2 separate regions of the Homo sapiens genome follow, and region 1 is linked to region 2. A link is a contact called in ENCODE Hi-C data. All regions are on one chromosome and are shown on one strand. The core of a region is the stretch at or near the end of the contact, and the rest is flanking DNA. Distances in the headings are between cores, read along the strand shown. Region 1 has its middle 60 kb from the start of MAT2B. Region 2 has its middle 380 kb from the start of LINC03000.

Evidence for each region. Hi-C counts contacts between places; a loop is a spot of excess contacts on that map. Pooled maps may share reads with other maps.
Region 1: a loop to region 2 is called in a map of Calu3, with 2.9 times the contacts of the local background. The contact joins two enhancer-like sites. A Hi-C loop is called at or near these places in 1 of 168 maps with a recorded cell type or tissue (Calu3), 2 of 37 single-sample maps with no recorded cell type and 4 of 50 pooled maps.

Annotation. Positions count from the first base shown.
Region 1 is chr5:163,563,955-163,567,277 of GRCh38, reverse strand. No RefSeq gene overlaps it. Among named protein-coding and RNA genes, the nearest start is that of MAT2B, 60 kb to the right of the region's middle. Within about 2 kb of position 1,266, at least 2 of the 41 ENCODE cell types and tissues checked have a DNase peak (open chromatin) inside an H3K27ac peak, as active enhancers do.
Region 2 is chr5:163,914,229-163,917,350 of GRCh38, reverse strand. No RefSeq gene overlaps it. Among named protein-coding and RNA genes, the nearest start is that of LINC03000, 380 kb to the left of the region's middle. RefSeq lists a silencer at 771-880 and enhancers at 1,232-1,778, 1,861-1,990. Within about 2 kb of position 1,615, at least 10 of the 41 ENCODE cell types and tissues checked have a DNase peak (open chromatin) inside an H3K27ac peak, as active enhancers do.

The DNA.
Region 1 (3,323 bases), core at 17-2,516, 350 kb after region 2:
AAATCTAAAGGAGCGTGGGCTCCAAGGGTTGGGGAGGTGGGCTGTGGTTTTCAATCAATGGAAGTGTATGCAGTGAAAAGTGCAGGCTCTGAAATCAGACATTTCTGTTTGAAAGTCAGCGTTGTCATTTGCCCCCTGTGTAACCTTGAGGAAGTGCTTAACGGCTCTCTCCATCCCCTTTTCAGCAATGGAAAACTAAGTTTTAAAGAGAGTATGTGATTTTCCCAACATCCCCATCTAGAAAGCATCACAGCCAGGATTCAAAACCAAATGCAGCTGCCCCCAGAACCGTTGGCTTTGAACACAGTATTCCACCTTATCTGAGATCTTTTTGCTTTCAGCTCCTCAAGGGCAAGAAAGCCAGCCACTCACCCGATCTCCATGTTCTCTGTCTGCCTGGTACCCCTGGGCCTGGTCTCCTGTTAATCAGCTGAAAGCACCATCTTACTCACTTCCCCCACAGGAAAGATTTTATTGGAATATAAAGTTACATAAGATCTGTGCTATTGTTTTGAAAAAGTCACCAAACTTCACCGTTAGATAACTTATTTTTATTCCAGACTCTAGCTATTACAGTATTATCTTATTTTAAGCTAACAGATACACCCAATTCAGGTATAACACTGGACACAGTTCAGGTGACAGAGCCAGCACCACCACTCAGATATTTTGGTGGCTTCTATTCTTTGAGCAGCGTGGTTTAGCACTTTTGGGCACTGGGAAATTACCCAAGGCCAGCACCTGCCAATTTCCTTTTTGAGTCACCTCATTCTGCGCGTGATGCTCAACTCTAGGGCTCACTAGATCTAAGGGCTTCCCCCGCGCCCCATCTCTCCGTTTCCCAAATTTGAACCTCAGGGGGCCTGGGGTGAGCAGCCCTGGCTCCTTAGCGGCTAGAGAACCGGTTCCGCATTGGAGCCGCAGCCACCGGCTTATCCCGGACCGGCCGCGGCGCTGCGGGTCTTTGATAGCGAAACGCCCGCAGGCAGCACCTCTGGAGGTGAGTGTGGGAAGAAAGCCCGACTGAGCCTGGGCTTTGACTTGTAAACAGAGGCTTTGAAAGAGCAAAGTTGTGAGTTTGTCTCCACTAAAGCAAACTTCCTCTGCTGTTTGCTTTGGGAGTTTTGCCGACGTATCTGCAGAACAAGAATGGATTTCCTGTCTGTTCCTGCAGCCTCCTCCAGCTACGTGCAGCTCAGCTGCCACCGCGAGGCTGCAGAGCGGGCATGGAGACGCGTCTGGGTCAGAGCCCACGATCCAAAGGGTTTTCCCCTCCCGCTCTCCTTCTTTAACCCTTTCTTTCTCCCAGCTTAGTCAGGCAGTGTATCTGCAACTTGCCAAACGAGTGATGGTTAGGAGGCTCCGAGGAGCACCAGCCTTAAAACCCACTGCTTCCAAAATAAAGCTAAGGAAAAGTCAGGGCGTGGTCGACCTCTGAACGCGTGCCCGGTATGGCGCTAAGCAGTGTACCCATATAGGACAGTGACTACCTCGCAGGCTGTTGTAAGATTAAATGAGGTTGTCCCCATTGAACCATCAGGATAAAAGATGACTGGACTCTCAAGTGTCCTTGGGGTTTAACCAAGGACAACCCCAGGCCAGCCCACTTTTAAAGACGAAGCTCTCCCAGGTGCTGAAAATCGAATGCCCGCAAGGCCAGGCAATTACTCTAAGTGCTACAGCAGGGAGGTCTAGATTTAGGATCATTTTTTTTTCTTGAGACATGTGGCTCTCCTACTATACCTTTCTATTTTTTTTTTTCCTTTGAGACGGGCATGGGTATTAAATTCTCATTTTCCTTTTTATTACAACGAAAAGAGTACAAACGTGGTTAAAAAGGGCACCTCCCTTAGTGTCAGGAAAACAAAAGGGAAGATCTGTGTGTGCAGTGACTGCATAAAGCCACAAAGGTGGCTCTGCCGATTGTCACCAGGGGCTGTTCAGGCTAGAAATACCATGCTGTCCGATGTTTCAAGAAAAGCAAGAAACCTAGATCTTTAATGAGAAGTCTTTGCATTTAAGCGTTGAAAACTAATTTTTTTTAAAATGGACAGGCCAATATAACATGGCAAACCAAATATTCCCATAGAAAAGATGCTAGTACTGCCTACTTTTGGGTGAAACCTCTGCATTATTCTGCCTTAGGAAGAGTGAGCTGGTTAGTTCTGAGTGAAGACCTCCAGAACCCAGAGAGACTGGGGGACATTAGGAACCCAGCAGGACCAAGCCCATCCGTGAAAGGAACACTTCAGAGTTTCTGTGACCGCGGAGTAAGTAAGGTCACACAAGGTATCCTCAGAGAAAGCTGGCTGTAGTCTCCCTACTTAATGGGCGTGGAGAAACATTAATCACAAAGATAATCCAATAGGAACAACAGGATGAGAATCATATCGAAAGGGTATTGGAGGGTTTGGGGGGGAAAGACGGGTTTATGTATTATCTCTGTGACATTTTCAATGAAATGCAAAATCAACAGAGCATCTTCTGCCAGGGTCACTGTGGTAATGAATGCTGACCTCAACTTGTTAGCACACCAATCCCTCAAAACAGCAAAAAAGAGAAAAAATCAACTGCCTTTGCTACCTTTATCAGCATAAACAAAGAGATAAAAATACGGTATAAAATTTTAACTGTCTTTCCCCATTCTACCTGCAAATGCGAAATTCCCCTGTGCTTCAATAAAGGAAAAATACATCCAATGAAGTCTAACAAATGTGCCATCTGTTCAGAAAGCAGCAGGCGAGCATCTTTTACACGTGACACCATTGCCCTCGTGTGGTCTAAAAGAATAGTGCAGCTGTTTCCCAAGGAGGCTTGAAAGGTTATGACTAAAAACTGTAGTTTTCATAAATATAAAACATTTACAACATTGAACAATATGTGAAAAAAACTTACACTTTAAAGAACACAAAAACTGGGCTTATTGTGTTGACTGTAAACATAAATTAAAAACAATAAAATAAAAATAAAGAGAATAAAGAACACAAATACCGCTTACAATAAAACCTCTGTTCAAATCAGATTCCGGTCTCTGGGTTTCATTCCACACTGAATTACCTTATAGCAAGGAGAAGAAATCAAGTGGGAAAAAATGTCATTAAAATAGCTGAATAGCAAGGAGGTGCAATTCTCTGACCTAATGATGACATTGGACACTTCCCTGCCACAGGGGTCCATACCTGGCTTTTCATCTCACTGCCTTCCTGCGGGGTTGCTGCAAGGGAGACTGGCGGGGGAAGACCTGTTGCTTTTCACATTCATTTGTAGGCTCCACACCATCAGTTGTTACCTCTGCACCATTCAAGTCCAAGATAACCCCAGAG
Region 2 (3,122 bases), core at 366-2,865:
CATAGTGGTTATCTTTAAAAATGGGACACTGTTAAGATAATCCTATCAAAGGATTAAGAAATAGCAATATAGAGATAGGAGGAATCCAATCAAAGATTAAAGTGTGATGTCCAAGAGATATGTCAGCATTTCCAGGGGGTATACAATGGTGTACTAGTTTCTTCTGAGGGTAATAGATACTACACAAAAACAAAAAATATGAAAAGGGGTAAGTTAAATGTTGTTGAACAGATTTCTTCACTGTCAAGAGTATTCAGAGGAAATGTGCATTGTGAAACTCCAAAAGGGAGGTGTGTGATACATGCATGTCTGTTCCTCCCTCATCACCCCTACTTTTCCTTTTGGGAGCAAAATGCTGCTTGCACTGGGATTTTTTTTATCAGAGCGTTCAGTTCATACCACCCTTTTCTAAACTAGTAGATATGGCTGCTCCCTCAGGGTAGTATGTAGATTAGTTTTATAGGGCCTTTCTATGGGAAAGAAAGGGTTTCAGCAGGGCATGTATAGGAGGGGCTTCTCTGGTGCTTGCATAGTGGCCTTACATGTTTCTTCATACATCTCATGTAACATAATGAAATTTTAAATCCCCATCCTTGGGTATGATCTTTAGCATTAAAATGAGGGAGGGGTAACTTTAAGTTGAACTGCGCAGACAGGACCCTGGAGCAGTCCCTAACCCGCTAAACCAGGGACTTGAGGTTAATGGCTTCTTGGGTCTTTTGTTGCTGATTGGCTGGAAGTTGGGTAAGCTACAGCTTGGGTAAGAGGCTTGTTCCTTCTCCTCTAAACCACAGCAAAACAGGAAACCAGACAGCCTGCCTGTCTCAAAATGACCCAGTGTAGGCAAATCAGGTTCTCCCTCTGAGGAATGTGCCACTTTTAGCAGATGGACACAGAGGTAAAACTTAGGGCCATGAAGCATCACTACTTTATTCCTGCTAAGGGGTTCCCCTTCCTTCCCAGGGCCTAGAGGTTCAGGCCTCCTTCAGTGCTCTGAGCTGCCACATATCCTTCCACAGAATTCCACTCAGGCTTGGTAGCCAGAGATCCTTTGTTTGTAATCAAATCACTCTGAGGACAGCAACTTGCAACACTTCACAAATACATTTGAGGAAGGATTTGTTTTGTTTTTTTGGCAAAATAACCCTCTGAATGGGTTATCTGCAGAACACACGCTGCTCTAGGTAATAATAGAGGTCTTTTGTAACATACTAAGGGGACATAAACTGTCCTGGATGCTTATATTTGCTCATTGAAAATCACCAACTAAGGAACAATAATGCATCCCTCTCTATGTGTTTATGCCATAGAGAGGGTTGATATGGCCTTGCTAGCGATGGTGAAGCCACCACACAAAGGCACTGTATTGGCACTAAAACGATCGAGGGTCACAGGACTCCTACTCTGGGGAGAAATGTAATGTCCTTAGTGAAGCATAGAATTTACCAGGGTGTCATATTTCAAACTGACTGCAAAAGGGAACCTTGAGCTTACCACAAGGCTAGAGCTTCCTGGAGAGCAATTAGGCTGGTTTACAGAGCAATCTCCCTCACTCTAGAAGTGATACCGGACGGGGGGCAGGGAAGTGCTGGGTAGAGAAGGGTGGGGTCCCTGGTGAGGGCTCCACCCTCAGATCTGTGCCCACGGACCTAAATGAGGACAGGCATTTCTGTTTCTGTGCCCAAAATGTTGCCTTTTCGCCCACCACACCCACTATCCTGTGCCCATAAAAACCCTGGACCGTAGCAGGCACACACACAGGCGGCTGGACATTGAGAGGAGCAGAAGAACACACCAGCAGACACCGGCAGGCCAGTGATGGCCGAACAACGTGGATGCCAATTCAGCCAGGGGCATCTGGAGGAGAGTTTGGCCGCTGGGCAGGATCGACTCCAGGGGAAGAGCACCTTCCCACCCCATCCCCCTTCTGGCTCCCCATCCATCTCACTGGGAGCTACCCTCACCACTCAATAAAATCTTGCACTCATTCTCCAAGCCCCCGTGTGATCCGATTTTTCCAGTACACAAGGGAAAGAACCCAGGATACAGAAAGCCCTCTGTCCTTGTGGTAAGGAAGAGGGTCTAATTGAGCTGATTAACACAAGCTACCTGCAGATGGCAAGGCTGAAAGAGCACACTGTAACACACGCCCACTGGGGCTTCAGGAGCTGTGAACACTCAACCCTAGATGTTGCCATGGGGTCGGAGTCCAAAAACACTCCCCACCATCTGCTCATCTGCAAGTTGCCCCTAGGGCTTTGAGCACCAGGGCACTGAAGAAACCGGCCACACCCCTGCCACTACACGCCCTGTGAGGGAGATAAGGGAACTCTCCTGTTTCAGCAGGGTGTGGAGGGATGGGGGAAGGAGCGCTCATAAGTCTCCTCCCAAAGCCTAGCAATGGAGTGGGATGTTGGTATGTATATTTTTAGAGAGAAAAACAGCTTTTAAATTATATTCATTTAAGAAAAGTAAAATACTCTAATGTAGAGGCAAAACAAAGAAATATCCTTTTACAGGAAATGGGGGCTGGGGGACAAGTGAAAAGAAGGAATAGAAAGATGCTAAAAGCACATACCTAAATCATGTTAACTCTATCTTTGTGTTTCTACACAATTTCTGGAATGACAGGTACATGAACAGCAATAGCAGTAATATTCACAATAGTAATAGCAAATATTAATACTATGATTTGGGTCGTATTCTATTTACATTACAAACCATTATCCCCAACTACACAGATGACAAAACTGAGGCATGAAAGTAGATTAACTGTCCACAAGCCTGCCTCTTTAACAAATTAACTTCCCCATAGCTAATTATCTTACCCTAAACTAATTGTCTTCTTCTCTACCACACAAAAACATGCAAACATGATATAACTTAGAGTGATCATAGTGATAAAAGAAAGTTGTATATAGGCATATATATGTATGTATACGTATATATACATACATATATATACATATCCACACATATCCAAAAGGCTGCATGAAGAAGAAGGAATAATACAATGAATAATAAATGGACTGAGGCCCTAAAGGGGCGAGAAATGAGAGATAAAGACAGACTTACAGAACGCTTGGGAATACATCTTTCTCTTAGCCTGGAGGACAGTAAGA